Linked DNA regions of Homo sapiens: region 2 is linked to region 1. Evidence: chromatin loops called from intact Hi-C (ENCODE). Cell type or tissue: heart left ventricle. All regions are shown on one strand.

Region 1 (8,000 bases):
TAAGCTCTGCAAGTGGTGCCCTCGACGTGATCACCTTGAAGTTATGTGTGAAGGAGGAGAGCTCATCAATTTTCGAGGAATCCCAGTAAGGGACAGTCCTGACTCCCATCAGGAGGATGGGACCCATGCATAAAATACCAGGGGTTGGGTTATCATGGGTCAGGAAATGACCAAAGAACAGAAAGTATTTTTTAAAACAGTGCAACAGCTACTTAAGGCTATCCAGTGCACTGTAGATCCTGGAGCTCTACACAAGCTTATGCTTTTAATTTGGCAGAAATGCCCTTGGTTTCCTGATCACGGAACCTTAGATTTAGGGTTATGGAAGCAGGTAGGTCACTGCCTGAAAAGAGGAAATGAGCAAGGTCATTTTATTAACGCTACTATTTTGGCCACCTGGGCACCGGTACGCTCTGCGTGGTATCCTCTTTACCCACCAGATCGCCCATTATCTCCACCTGAAAGGAATTTGGAAGATTTAAAGGGAGAGATTCCACTCTACGCTTCATTCCCTTCTATGGGGAATAAGGAAGAGATTTTTTCTAGTGAGGAAAAACAGGAACCAGAACAGCACGGGGGTGCTCCTCTCTCTACTTGATTCCCTTCTGTAGGGCATAAGGAGTATATTTTTTCTAGTGAGGATAAGGACAGACTGGAGCCTTTTCCTCCCCCTACAGAAAAGCCATTGCCTTTCTTTCCTCCAACCTTAAAGGGACCTGCATCTGTTGGCCCCGTTCAGGCAACAGCACCTCCCATCCCCCTTAAGTAGATTAGAGGCCGCCCAAGTGACAGTTCTTAGATTATACCCCCGGTCAGCGAACATTTGTATGATTAGGTGGCTGCGTCTCCTCAACAAACTTCCCTGCTGGAGGGGTGCCTACAGGAGGGAAGGAAAGTGGCTGATTATGACAGTCTTCCTAATATGCAAGTTCTCATTTCCTATTTCCAGCATCAGCCTTTCTGGCCGTGTCTTTTTTCTGCTTCCCTGGAGTATAAGGAAAAGTTAGTTGCATCTTAGCAACTCTCCTGCCCCAGGCCTCTGTGGGTAGCAAGAAAGCCAGAGCTATCTGAGATAAAACCTAGAAGGCAGCATGCAACCAACTTTTCCTCACCAAGACATAAATATAGTTAGTGATTCTGCTTACATGGTGTATAGTATTACTCATTTAAATCTTGCACATGTGAAGGGCATTACTAATGAACCCCTACTAGCTTTGTTTCTTCCAGCACAAGAGCTCCTCGGTCCCATCATCACCCTCTTTACATCATACATATTCGCTCTCATTCTAAGCTACCTGGTCCCTTATCAGAAAAGAATGCTCAAGGTGATGCTCTAGTATGACCATAGATGTGGTCTGCAGATTCTCCTGCTTTTTTGCGAGTCCAGCTGATCATGATTTTTTTCATCAGAACGCCTGGATTCTTAAACAACAGTTTCATTTGACACTTGCTCAAGCTCGCATGATTATTAAAACTTGTCCTGATTGCCAACAGCATTCTCTTTCCCCTTTTTCCTTAAGGCTTGGTGCCAACCTACAAGGTCTGGTGCCTAATGCTATTTGGCAAACTGATGTTACTCAGTATCCACCCTTTAAACGTTTTAAATTTCTCCACGTTACCGTGTACACTTACACAGGCCTAATACATGCTACCCCCAGACCAGAAAAAAAACTAAAGATGCAATTGGTCATTTATTTGAATCCATTATAACTTTAAACCTTCCACAAACTATAAAACCTGATAATAGACCTTGCTAGCTTAGTGCTCGATTTGCATATGCATTGCAACTTTAGCACATACAACACAAAACTAGTATTCCTTATACCTCAACTAGTCAAGCCATTGTTAAACAAGCTTATCAAACTCTTAATATATATCTTAAACAAAAAACGGGGAATATGGGGCTCTCTTTTCGAGAACAGGACCTGTTGTTAGAGAATCGACCACAACAATGAAGGTGATGACTTGGAAGGCACCTAACACTACCTGGGGACAGCTAAAGAAATTGAATCAACAGGCATCTATTTGGCTTGCAGCTGTGGAAGCCCTCGCAACCGCATGGAATCGGTTTCTTAAGTATCTGGTGGTAACTGGGGAAACTTCTGAGAAAGTAAGACAAACATGGATGTTGGGGTGGCTGGCAATTCTTGTCCTTTGCCAAGTGGGATCAGCTCAAGAACATGTTTATTGGAGTCATGTTTTAAATCCCCGTTTTTAATGTTATTACATGGTGGGATGCTGACCTGCCTTTGTCATCCAATGATACTTTTGGGACAGGAGGTTGATAGATGCCCCTGTCTTACCCCTTAACTGAAAATTTGGGATGGATTAAACTTAATTACTACTTGATTTTATTGTCTAGTAATCCCCCTTTTTTTCCCCATAATAGCACATGATAAGTGTGTTACTCTCATTCTTCAGGAGTATCTTTATTACCAGCCCCAAAGGGATACTAAGTTTGCAAACTTGACCTTTATGTCTGCTGTTAGCACTAATCTTACTGAGGTCTCTAATGAAGCTACACAAGTGCCTGATCTTCCTATATGCTGTCTGAGTACGGACTGGCGATATAAGTGTGAGGCCATCCAGTGGTCGCCATGCAAACAGCCTGCGCTGCATCAAGAGCCTCTGTTTGATAATGACACCTTACTTGATTAGGGTCCCCATGGTAATCTTATGTCTGCAGATCAGACTATTGGATTTAGGAGTCCCTCCAATAGTTCTATCATCTGGTCAGAGTATGGGCTTTTAGGACCAATATTACAAGTAAAAGGGAAACAAGCTTTAAGCCATGCTCATACCCAGATTTGGAGATTAGGACTTCCTTTTTTTGAATGGGTTCTTTCCCATGGTGAGTATATTACTAGCGGTGGCAACTATACCCTCTCTCTGCATAATAATGTTACCGACATAGTCTTGATTTGTACTATGCACCCTTATATACTTTTGTTTCGGCAAGGTGTTCCTAACATAGAGCAGAATCAATCCTTTTATAGTATTAAAGTCTCTTCCAGTAGTTGGTATGCTACATGCTTCTCTCATCAAAACGTTACATAATTAAATATAACCTGTGTCATGATCTTAAAATGGCATGCAGAATGGTGGCTGCCTGTAAATTTAACTTGGAGCTAGGAAGAGGATTCCACCCTGCACCTATTTAGAAAAGCATTGTCTCATACTTGAAAAATAAGATTTCTGGCCACTTCAGTTGCCTTTTTACTCTCAGCTATTATTATATTAGCAACTGCCGCTACTGCAACTGCTTCTCTGACAGAATCTATTCACACAGCCTCAGTGATAAGCCACATGGTATATAATGTAACCCATGAATTTCAGGAATAGGTAAATATTGATAAAACTATTTTGTCTCACTTAGAGACCCTTGAAGCCACTTTTGAATGGCTAGGGGATCAGCAGCAGGCATTCATTACCCGTCAAAATTTACATTGTGATTGGCAATATAATTCTGTGTCACACCTCTGCCATATAATAGCTCCCAATATGCTTGGGAGAGAGTGAAAGCACATCTGCAAGGGGCTTATCACGACTATTTGTCTTCTCAAATTTCCACTCTTGAGTGTAAATTGAACAACTTGAAGAATAGTCACAGCAACTACAAACAAGTACCCTTCAGCAATTACAAGAAAGTTTTCATTGGTTAAACCCCAACACTTGGTTGTCTGGGTTAAACATATGCATTTAGGTGATGGCCGTTGTACTTATTCTTTTTTTTATCTGTTTGCTAGGCATTTGCAGACGGCTCTGTGCTGCCACCCAACGTATCTATGACCAAGGAAGAACAATAGAAGTTTACCTTGCATTGGATGACCAGCATGTGCTAAGAATTAAAGAAGAGGGAGACATCGGGGGAGCATGGCAATATATTCAACCTTATGTACGTGGCATTTGAGGTCGGGGCATGGAAAAATACTGAGGCACTGTGTGTATGTTATTTGTGCATGAGAATGAAATTCCTTGATCCCGAAAACAGGACAGGAGTGGAGTGTGTGGTGTGATAAGGAACGCTAAAAACAGCCTCCTGAGAATGCAGTTTGAGTGCTTTTACAAGGCCACAGGTGTCTCACGACTGGACCTCAAGCCATCTAGTGGATGTTTGTGGTTTAACAAGCCCTTTCAATAAATACTGTGCGGATGAATGCTGGGGTGGACTCTCTTAGAAGAGCTATCTTGCCCCCGTTCAGCTGGAATTGTCTGAGAACTCATTCTTGGCATTCACTGCAAGCTATAAGCTCTGGACAAAAAGTATAAAAATATTTGAAATTATCTATTTTTAATGTTTTACCAGAAAACATGAGTACATGGCAAATACTTTATCATTGTTCTTTCCTCCCCACAAAGGAAGCTCATTACTTTGAAACTTATTCAGTAAAAAGTATACTGAATAGAAATATACTAAGGAAATATTATTCCAAGCAGCAGTGTGTATTATAGAGTATTCTTAGTGACCTCAACAGTCACCATAACCTTTCACAGAAAAGTAGAAAATTACCTTGAATTCCAGCACTCAAAGATTATCACGAATAATACTTTTTTTGTCTCTTTCTAGTAGTTTTCCTATTCATTAGTATAAAAATGTTAAGGCAATTGAGTCTGTATCAACCACAAGACAAAAAACCTTTTAAGATCGCTTGGTATACATGTAAATTTTAAAAACTTGTATCAGTAATATGTAATAATATAAAAAAATGACAAGGATGAGAAAACAGAAAAAAAACATTACTCAGACTGAAACACATCTTTTGAGCTTGGCCTACTAAGGGAAGGAACAGAGGAAAGTCTGGACATACCTTTGCTCTTTCGTAGAAATAAAATTTAACAGTTGGATAGGCCCTGATCCCAGCTTTCTGGCATGTCTGAGCATAAGCCTGACAGTCTACTTTTCCAGCTTTCACTTTTCCTTTAATCATCTGAAAAAGAAAAATACAGTTTGCCATTTTCTGTTTGGCATAAACTATTTTGGCAACAACAAAGCAATAGGATATAAAACATTTTGAATCTAAGAATTTATTTAAAAAACTTTAATTCTTCCTACTCAAACAAGATTATTTCCACATTATCCCTTTAAGCCCCTATTCACCTAGCACCACCTCTCCAACAGCAAATAAACCCTCCTTTGCCTCATCAAGAAAACTGAGCAGCTTTATCCTGCAATGTCTCAACTTCTTCCTGCCACCCACTACTGGCACATCATACCATAAACATGTTTCTGTTTCTATCTTTTTCTCCTTTCACTGGGGGTGTGCTGTGGTAGGACTCTTTGGGCACTCTTTGTCTCGTGAAGGCTGACTTACTCCACCTGTATTCTCCAGTCCCTCCCTGTCAGAACACATATTCTCCAGTGAAGATGTATATAATCATGAAAGGATTCCTTCCTGGATTATGGTTCCTCTGTCATAGTGCTTCTCACGCTCTCTCTCTTTTTTTTTTTTCCTGAGCAGCAGTCTACTGTTTCACTGCTTCCCATTGTCTGCTTATTTGGCAACATTTTAGTCGTCTTCTGTGCTTACTGCTCCCTCTGCTGAAACTGCTGTAAGTTCACCAGTGACCGCTTGACCAAACTGGGCACTTTTTGGTCTTCTTATTGCGCAACTGATGTTTACTGCTGACCACTCCTTTCTTTCTTTTTTAGCATTTATCACTACTCTCTCTTGGCTTTCTTACCCCTCTGACTGTTCTTCCTTTTTCCAGCATGAGGATCTCCTTTACCTGCCCCTCAAGTTATAATATCCAATCAGAGTTCCATCTTTGATCAACAATCTTTTCACTGTGAACAGGTGCCCAAGGTGGTTTTACATATCTATATGCTGATGTACCCCAATCATTCTCTTCGATTTCATATCTAACCACGCATTGGCCTGCTTTGGGTGAATGCCGCATAAGCATCCAAACACAGCATGTCCCCTGAACCCACTTTTCCTCGTTCTATTCATTCAGTTCAAGCCAGAAATTAGGCTCATCCAGACTCCTCTCTATCCTTCATCTATCACATTCAATCCTATTTATTCTTATCTGTCTTTTGTATTTGTCCCCTTCTTTCTATCACCAATGCCCTAATCCTGATTAAAGTTATCACCTCTCACTTCAGGACACTTAAAATATCTTTGCTGCCTCTAGTTTCGTCCCCAAGGCAGGGGTTTACTAAAATGCAGACTAACTTGTGTTAGGGCACAAGCATGTAGGCAGACACACACACTTGCATACCGAAAGTAAGAAAAATGTAGAAATGTTAATTTCGTAAGTGTCTATGTCATTTACAAAATGTTTGTATATTTGCTTACTTGTATTTCCAATTACTTATGAGATGGCACCATACTGTTTCTGGTGCTCTAAACATCCTTCTCTGGCATCACTGACACCCTTCTACCCCTGTTCCAGCTTCATTCTAATTTTACTGTAGCAATTATCTTGTATTACTTATATTTATTTCCATTTTCTCTTTCCACTAGATTAAAATCTCCTTAAAGACATGGAATTTCTTTCTTTTCATCTTCCTTTTCTTTCATGTGGAGTTACGTGGCCCTACTACTTAGCATAATGGCTTTTCATTTGGTACTTAAAATTTGTTGAATAAATGGTCTTTTTCATGTTTAATAATTTTCTACTAGATACAATATAGAGTTGCATTACAAAGTTTATAACTAAAGTTTTTAGTACATGAGAAATGGAGTAAAGCAGAATTATTACAGAAGGAAGCATAAGAAGATTAGAATGGAAAGAATAAACCTCTTATCTGATGCACCAGCTAATAACAAAAATAATCTTTTATAGCTAGTAAGACCTTTAAAATCCCTCTGCTAAAAAATTCCCATGGCCTGGGATGCTAAGCTTTAGTGTGAACTGGTGGAACTGGAGCTGACTTTCTCATTCCAGTTGAGTGTTTTATACCAACACTAGTGGCAAGAGTTCCTCGAGTTATGGAGGCAAGAAAGCTATCAATCTGGATTAGGTCACTAATAAGACTGTTACGACAGAAAGAAACACCAAAAGCTCAGACTGCATTGAGGGTATGTATTCAGTTTAATTTTATATAAGCATTTACTGAGTTAGGCCCTGAGGATATAAAAATAAATAAAACATGGACTTTGCCCTCAGGAAGAGACAGCCATTTACAAAGGAAGATGGACAATGCTATACCGAAAAATAAAACCAACCAACCGAACAAAACCCAAAATTGCTACAACTAATTATTTCCATTGGTATCCAGCTCCTTTTATTTCTGGTCAAATTAAATATCTTTCAAGTAATAATAAATAAAGAATTAATATGCACTGTATCAGTACACTTGATAACATATCCAGGTGACACTGATTAACTGAGAAGGGCAGAGAATAGAGCAGTGCCATCGGAGCTGAGTTTTGCAGTAAGAGGAGAAAAAATACAGATGACCAAGGTAAGGACAGAGCATTTTAGAGAGAGGGAGCGGCATGTAAATAAGGACACATGTTCAGAGAACCTGGAGTACTCTGTTACACTGGAATCTAAGGTGTGAGGTGGACAATAGAGATAGAGCTCATATCAGACACCTGAAGTCAATGTATGCATATTAAGAAACTTAGTAAGTCAGAGAGGGAAATATTTTAGAAGATCACCAGGGCAGCACTGACAAAGGTAGACAGTATAATACCATAGATGACTCTTGAACAACAAAGGCTTGAACTGTGTTGAACTGCTTGAACTGGGAATTTTTTTTTTTAAGCAATTGCAGATGGAAAACAGAATAGTCATAGGATGTGAAACCCTGCATACAGAGGGCCCACTGTGAGGCCTGAGCTGCACAGATTTTGGTATGGAATGGGGGTTCCTGGAACCAATCCCCTGAGTATATCAAGGGAAGACTGCACTTAAAAGGCAAATATGGTTAAGTCTAGACAAGAGATGATAAAGGGTTGAAGAAACAGGTTAGCAGTAGAGATGAATAAGAAATGACATTTGAAAGACATTTAGGGGATAAAACTGACACAATCTAGTAACTGCCTGGA
Region 2 (8,000 bases), 320 kb before region 1:
TAGAATTGAATAGTTTTATATTTTCTGGGTAGTCTAGTAGGAAGGCACGTAGAACAGTGCTGGGCACCTAAGGCATTCAATAAATATTACTAAATGAAAGGAAAGAAGGGAGAGAGGAAGAGAAAATGGGAAGGAGAAAAGATAAAGGGAGAGAAGGTAGGCCAGAGTTCAATTAAACCTGATTGTAATCCTGTCATTGTTAGGTGTTCCAGAAGAGTTATTTCTCTCTGTAAATGCTTCTACTTTCCCATCTACGTATCTTACATAAAGTCTGTAAGAATTATTTGCTGACTAAAAATGATGACATTTCAAGGAATAATTGTTGATAACAGCCAACCTAGAAACTTTGCCTGTCAGAATGTTGACTTCAATAACAAGCCTGAAGTACTATATGACATTGGCTATTGGTCTTCTAACTTCAGAAAACCAACAGACAGTTTCTGATCAGCATTTTCATACAATCTAAGTAAAGCAATACACATTTAGTCCTTAGAGTGCCTTAAAATTTTACTGCTAAAAATGCATAGTTTCACAATAACTATCTCATTCATTAAAATCAAATGCATATTAATCATCATAAATACACTAACAAGTCTAGAGCAGTCTCTGTTTTATAGTCTGAATTAATGTTGAAACTAAACATCTCATTGAAAAAAGAGCAATTAACCAAATAATTGTAGGAAATAATGAAATATTGTTAGAAGGGAAATTTCATAATTGTTTTTTAGAGATTCATTATAAAAATAATAAAGATTGGGTAATGGATCCACACTTTCAAATTTCTGCTTCTGCAGAACTATGGATCAAAACAAAACTCACTTTTCTTTTTGCTTCTTCAATAAATTCAAAACATTCTGGAAAATAAGACAGGATGTTGGTTTCAGGCAGATCCAATATAGAAATGCTCTTATATGTAAAGTCACTGAGGAAAGCATTTTCAACTCCATATGCAACATTAAGAATATGAGTCACCTTAAAGAGAAAGAAAAAAGATGATTGTTTTAAATCCCATGAATTAGGTTACCTAAAAAGAGACTGGGGTGTTGATATCTATAACAAGAAAGGTAAAAAATTTAAATGCGACTCACTTGAATGATAATACTGCTTCAATCCCACACCAGAAGTGCTCCTTCTACTATATGTTTTCTCTCTCTCTCTCTCTCTTTTAACTTATTATTATCATCATGCAGAGACAGGGTCTCTTTCTGTCACCCAGGCTGGAGTGCAATGATGCAATCATAGGCCACTGCAATCTTGAACTCCTAGGCTCAGGTGATCCTCCTGCCTCAGCCTCCCAAGTAGCTGGGACTACAGGCGTGTACCACCACACCCAGCTAATTTTTTTTTTTTTTTTTTTTTTCAGAGAAGAGGGGGGCGGGTCTCACTTTTTTTGCCCAGGCTGGTCTCGAACTCCTGGCCTCAAGTGATGCTCCCACTTCCGCCTCCCACAGTGCTGGCATTACAGGTATAAGCCACCACACCTGGCCTATATATTTTCATAGCCCTGGACTTGCCCTATTATAGCTCATGCCATTTAGAGATTGTTTTTCTCTTTCACTGCACTAGAAACTCCATGAGGGTAGGGACCATGTTTAACTTAGTGTTATAAGCGAATGAGCAGTGAGTTTAGCAGAAAATGCTTAAAATCTTTGTTGAATTAATCTGTGAATATCCATATAAAAACTTAAATAGGAGAAGTGTATCAGTGGTATACAACTTCCCTTTCAAGAATTATTTCCCTATTTTCCTTCATATTCTTTACTTTATAAAATGGTTCTCCAGGATGACTGCACATTAGAGTCACCTGATGAACTCTTAAAAACTATCAATAACACAGGGTCTCATACCCAGAGATTCTGATGAACCAATCTGGCTGAAAAGTAAGGGGAGGTGTGGTTGTAAAATATTTTCTTTCAGATGGTACACTTGAGCAACCTCCTCCTCTTGCATCTATGTATTTGAGCCCCTTTTCCTAGAGTCCACCAACCATGTGGAAGAAAGCCAGGCAGACAGTCCATTAAGATAATCCAAAGGCTGAGAATCACTTGAACCCAGGAGGTAAAGGTTGCAGTGAGCCACGATCATGCCACTGCACTCCAGCCTGAGCAAATGAGCGAGACTCTGCCTCAAAAAAAAAAAAAAAAAAAAAAAAAAAAAAAAAAAACCTAACAACCTTGTCCACATCTGTACTTCCCCTCTGCCTTCTGATTACAATGAAGGATGTGCTCGTGCATCTTCGATAAGGCTCATTCCAGAACCTGTGCTTGGAGTCACAGTGCTTCCTACTTTCTTGGCATCTCCCTATAGTCATAATTCTTGCTTTTCTGTATCTTCAATTCCTTCTTCTACCATCAGCCTTAAAACATGCTCAAAGCTCTCCCCTCCCCCTCCTCACCTATGGCTCCTCTCTCTCTTTTTTTTTTTCCCTTTGCCATCACTTCCTCACTTCTCAATCTTTTGCAATATGGCTTTGGCCTCCAATTCAAATGAAACTGTTTCCACCAAACGCACTAACAACCTCTCTGTCACCAAGTCCCATGGATATAATTTAGTCCTAATCGTACTTAAACTTTTACAGCATCTGACATTGCTGACTCTCTCCTCCTTAAAACACTATTCTCTTTAGTTTCCATGACACCATCTTTTTGTTTTACCTTCTTTGGGCCTCTTTTAGATCCTCCTTTCCCACTGCGGACTCTTCTTTGTTTGATCATTCCATATAGGGTGATATTCCTCAATTTATCAGTTCTGTGATAAGATTCTGTCATAGGCCCTCTTCTCTCTTACTTTACACTTTTCCCCAGGCAGCTTCATCTATTCTAATGGTTTCAGTAACTACTTAAAAGCTGAAGATTCCTAAATCTATATATTCACCTCTATTCTGAACTTCAGACCCTACATATCCACCCACCTAGATGATCCACATCACCCAAAACCTAACATGTTCAGAACTGAGCACACTGTTTCTCCTTCAAAGCCTGTTCCTTCTACGTTGCTTTCAATCTCATGGAACGATAACTTTACTTAGTTACCAAAGAAAGCTAGACATCAGCCTTGACTCCTCCTTCTCCCTTAGCCCCACTCCCTATCCTGCCTCATAAGTAATCAAATTTTAAGAATTCTACCCTCTAAAAAACCCCTCACATCTATCTAATTCTATCTCCACTAAATCTTAATCTCAGCCATTATCATCTTTTCCTTAGATTACTGCAATAGCTTTATAACCAGTTTCCCCCATCTCTAACTTGAGCAACCCTCCAATCGATTTTCCACACTGCTTCTAATGAGAAATCTTTCTGAACTGCAAATTTGACCTTGTTACATCTCTGGGTAACTTCTCAGTGGCTTTCCATAGTCTTTTGGATCAAGTCCACACAACTAACTTTGGCTTACATGGCCTTTTGTGATCTGGCTCATGCTTACCTCTCTCTCTGGCCTTGTCTCTTGGTGCCCTTCTTTCTCACACTCTCTATTCCAGGGTCACTGAACTTTTCTGTCCCTGAAAGCATCCACCTTTCTCTTGCTTCTGGGCCTTCACACATATCATTTATTCTGTATGAACACTTTACTTTCTTTTTTTTTTTTGAGATAGAGTCTTGCTTTGTCGCCCAGTCTGGAGTACAGTAGCAAAATCATAGCACACTGTAACCTCGAACTCCTGGGGTCAACCAATCCTCCTGCCTTGGCCTCCCAAAGCCTTGGGATTACAGGCTGTCTACTCCTTTCCTAGCCTCTTCAGAGAAATACTTCAATATCACTTCCTCCAGGAAGTCTCCCCTGACTCACTTATCCCCCCAAAAACAAACCAAACCAAACATGGGTTAAGAGCATCATCTCCTATGCACTTCTACAGCACCCTGCACTTCCCCATCAAAGCACACAAACGCTGTTCGGTAGCTGCTTGTCTCTCTTCTCTGTCTGCCCCTTAGGTCATACGCTTCAAGTGAACAAGAATCTCTTGCACTCCTTCACCTACAGCAATTCCATGACCTGAAACAGTACTCAAAAAAATGGTAGAGGGCTAAAAATCCTTTTGAGTAAATATGTAATAAATCACATCAGTTGTATGGAGTAGAGTGGCTGGAAATGGCATTACAGAAGACGTGGTATGTGAGTTGGGACTTAAGGTATGGACAGGTCTTGGACAAGCAGAGATGAGGGAAAGTCTATCCCACACAGAGGAACTACATAAACACAGGCAAGAAAGACATGCCTCCAAGGTCAGGTTCATGAGGGTACATGAAGGAGATCAAGAAGAATGTAAAACTGGAAAGACAGATTACAGATCCACATATTTGAATTATGTGCCAATTATTTTTCAACTCTATTGAAATGATAGCCAAAATGTTACCAAATAAACTCCATAATATACCAAAGATGGACCAATACAGTTTTTCCTAAATAAAACAATTAAAATATTCTGTGTATATGGTGCCAGACTTAAAGCATTTTTTTACCTTATTCTTTTTCAGTGTATCCAAATCATGAGCAGCATCTTGTGACCCTAGAAGAAATAAATGATACCACCTTGAACACAAATATAATCATCTTGAACTTTTATATAAATTTCTACAGCAATTCTGTTATTAAAAAAAAAAGACCAACAACTTGGAAGGACCTTAGTCCAACTTTCTGAAGGGCAATTTGATAACAGTCATCCTACATAAACTCCTGGACTCTGAAATCCTACTTCTAAAAATTTGTCCTAAAAGTTATAGATGTTGCAAAGATTAGCTGTAAGGATGTTCACCATAGTATTGTTTGTAATATAAACAAAACAAAAACAAAAGAACACTAAAAGCCCAATAATAGCTGTTGCATTAAATAAAAAATGGTATAATTGTGTAGTGAAATACATACAGCCATTACCACCATTAGAAATAAGAAATGTAAGCCTGAACAACATTGTGAGACCCTGTCTATAGAAAAAAAATTTTTTTTAATTAGCCAGGCATGGTAGTGCATGCTTGTATTCCCAGGTATTCAGAAGGCTAAGGCAGGAGGATCCCTTGAACCTAGGAATTCGGGGTTACAGTAAGCTATGGTTATGCCACTGCACTCCAGCCTCGGTGACACAGCCAGAAGAAAGAAAACAAAAGAAAAGAAAAGATAAGAAAAGAAAAGACAAGACAAGACAAGAGAAGAGAGAGGGAGGGAGGGAGGGAGGGAGGGAGGAAGGAAGGAACGAACGAACGAACGAACAAAAGGGAAGGGAAAGAGAGGGAGAGAGAGAGAAAGAGAGAAAGAAGAAATGTGGTAAAATATGTATAGCATGGAAACATGTTCTTGGCCAGGAGTGGTGGCTCCTGTCTGTAATCCCAGCACTTTGGGAGGCTGAGGTGGGTGGATCACTTGAGGTCAGGAGTTTGAGACAAGCCTGGCCAACATGGCACAACCCCATCTCTACTAAAAATACAAAAATTAGCTGGGCATGGTGGTGCATGCCTGTAATCCCAGCTACTCAGGAGGCTGAGGCACGAGACTTGCTTAAACCTGGGAGGCAGAGGTTGCAGTGAGCCAAGATCGTGCCACTGCACTCCAGCCTAGGTGACAGAGTGAGACTCCGTCTCAAAAAAAAAAAAAAAAAAAAAAGAAAAATGTTCTCAATGTATCTGGTTATAAAAGCAGGTTACAAAATACCATCATCCATTTTTATAACAACAAAAAATATGTATATGCTTAAAAAATGGAAAGGAGGTATACATAGAACAAAATGTTAACAATGGGGTTGCAGGTGATTTTTTTTTCTTCTTTATGCTCATTCTGACTTTTTACAATAAACATCTCTTTATTTTGTAACTTAAAAAAGGATATTACAAAAACCACACACCCACAAGATGACTTTGTGCCAGCTGGTTTGGGAACACCCAGTAGCTTAGAGCAAATGCTGTTGGTCTGCAGGATCCCACCCACACTCCATGTATCACTAGGGCTGTGCCCTTCTACAATCTCTTTCTGTCACAGCCGGCTTCCCAGATCTCCCACACTTGGAAACTGGCTCTAGTTAATAAGCAAGTTCATATGGAGAATAACTAGTCAAAATAAAGTGAGTTTCACAGTTTAAAGATTTCAAGTATTTTACTTTCCTGAATTAGGTTCTATTTCATAAACTTTTTTTTTTTTTAAGTTACCCATCTGGGAATTCAGCCAACTTTTATTATGTGATTTTAGGTGGCTGAAAGGCCAGCAAGTATGCTGTTTGGCCAATATCCTCTTGATAATACCAAGCTTACAGGTTCGCTACTGAGCTCACATTCAGCTTTATTATACTTAAAAGTTAGCCTATCAAAATATTAACATTTGTTAAAGCTGAATGGTATATACATAATTGTCTATTAGTTTCTGTAATTTTCTATAAATTTGAAATACTTCATAATTTTTTTTAAAATTCTGTTTTCTAATGTAGAAAGCCCTAACCAACTCCAGAGGAAAAAATAGGTTCAAATAATTGAAATTTGGTGGTTTAGTCAGGCGTGGTGGCTCATGCCTGTAATCCCAGAAATTTGGGAGGCCAAGGCGGGCAGACTGCTCAAGCCCAGGAGTTCAAGACCAGCTTGGGCAACATGGTAAAACCGCATCTCTACAAAAAGTACAAAAAAATTAGCCAGGCATGGTGGTGTGCACCTGTATTCCCAGCTATTCAGAGGCTGAGGTGGGACGATCGCTGGAGCCTGGAAGGCAGAGGTTGCAGTGAGCCAAGATCGTGCCACTGCACTCCACCCTGGATTTATTTTGAGACCCTATCTCAAAATAAATAAATAAATAATAAATAATTATCTGTCTATATATAATGTTCAAAGCCTAGGACAAAAATGCTGTCTAAAATCTTTTCTCCATTTTTAAATGGTTCGAGGGCCTATGTAATATTTTTTAAATGCAGTCACTTTTTAGAGTTTACGAACTAAAAAAGATTACATTTTTACAACTCTTCATTTTCTTTATTCATCACCCAAACCAAAAGTTGTTTGGCATGCGATGCTGGGAGGAAGCTGTGTCGCTTTGAGGAGGTGAAAGAAGCTCTTAGAACCAACCTGCAAACAACCCCAGTCTCCCAGACGTAAACTAAGTCTGGTCAGAAACAACTCTTTCAACATTCATGTAGAAGAACTGCGGGTGGAACCACCCATGGATCCTTTAGGAATGAGGCACTTGTAATTAGGCAGAAAAAGGTGAGCTTTCAGAAGGGAGGAGGTTGCTCCTGATGAAAGTATCCCATTCCAGAGAAGACCTTATTAGGGCTAGTTTCAGAAGTTCCTCCCAGGACTCTCCCACTATCCTGGGGAGGTTTCCAACCCCAATCTCAGAACACTACCTTGATCAGTTCACTTTGGGTAAGTCCACAAATAATAGTAATAAGCAAAGTTCATGAAGACCCTAAATTGGTGAATGATATATGAAAATTCTACCATAATTATTCCAAGCCATGATTACTACAGTGGAAGCCAAAATAACTGAAAAATGTGCCAGGACGTATTTTCTTTCCTAGATATGGTGAGCAGGGCCTAGGTGAACTTTTCAGATTACCTAAATAACTCACTTTTTCACTGTAAATGTGACAAGAATATGGTACAGTTTTTCACGGGACTGTAGAAACTAGTTAGAGACATTTATTTGGTGAATTTAAAGACAGCCTATGTAACAATTCATATAATATTTAATAACTTATATGTACACTGCAATTGATTTGCATCAAAAACCTTTTACAACAACCTCAGGAGGATCCTATGACATAAGCAGATACTGTTACTTCATCTTTACAAATGGCTTTTTGGAGGACCAGAAAGGATAAATGGCTTGCACCAGCTAATCTAGTAAATTAGAGGCGGAGCAGGATTGAAAACTTGGTCTATGTGAGGCAGCCTAGTATAACAATGGACAGCAGGAGTCCATCAGACTTGGGCTTGATGCATACGTCTGTTATTTACCAGGTGTGTTACCTTGTGTAAATTACTTCACCAATTTTAAATCCTGGTTTCTATTTGTAAAACAAAGCTGATAAT

What was found. A loop is a pair of places that touch in the nucleus more often than their neighbours do. Peaks named below come from ENCODE experiments on the same cell type or tissue, not always from the same donor. Only the 100,000 strongest peaks of a DNase experiment are listed, where the experiment ranks them.
Region 2: it touches region 1 in a loop (2.4-fold over the local background); 11 of 110 quality-filtered maps call a loop at or near these places.

The regions. Positions count from the first base shown.
Region 1 is chr2:182,759,610-182,767,609 of GRCh38, reverse strand. It overlaps DNAJC10 (DnaJ heat shock protein family (Hsp40) member C10), which reads right to left. Exons shown (of 24, transcript NM_018981.4): 22 at 4,809-4,928. Among named protein-coding and RNA genes, the nearest start is that of DNAJC10, 47 kb to the right of the region's middle. In heart left ventricle, CTCF peaks have their summits at 4,118 and 5,540; no DNase peak of the experiment used is centred here; H3K27ac peaks cover 532 bases.
Region 2 is chr2:183,080,012-183,088,011 of GRCh38, reverse strand. DUSP19 (dual specificity phosphatase 19) reads right to left here. Exons shown (of 4, transcript NM_080876.4): 2 at 4,458-4,504; 3 at 820-972. Among named protein-coding and RNA genes, the nearest start is that of DUSP19, 5.3 kb to the right of the region's middle. In heart left ventricle, no CTCF peak of the experiment used is centred here; no DNase peak of the experiment used is centred here; H3K4me3 peaks cover 585 bases; H3K27ac peaks cover 650 bases.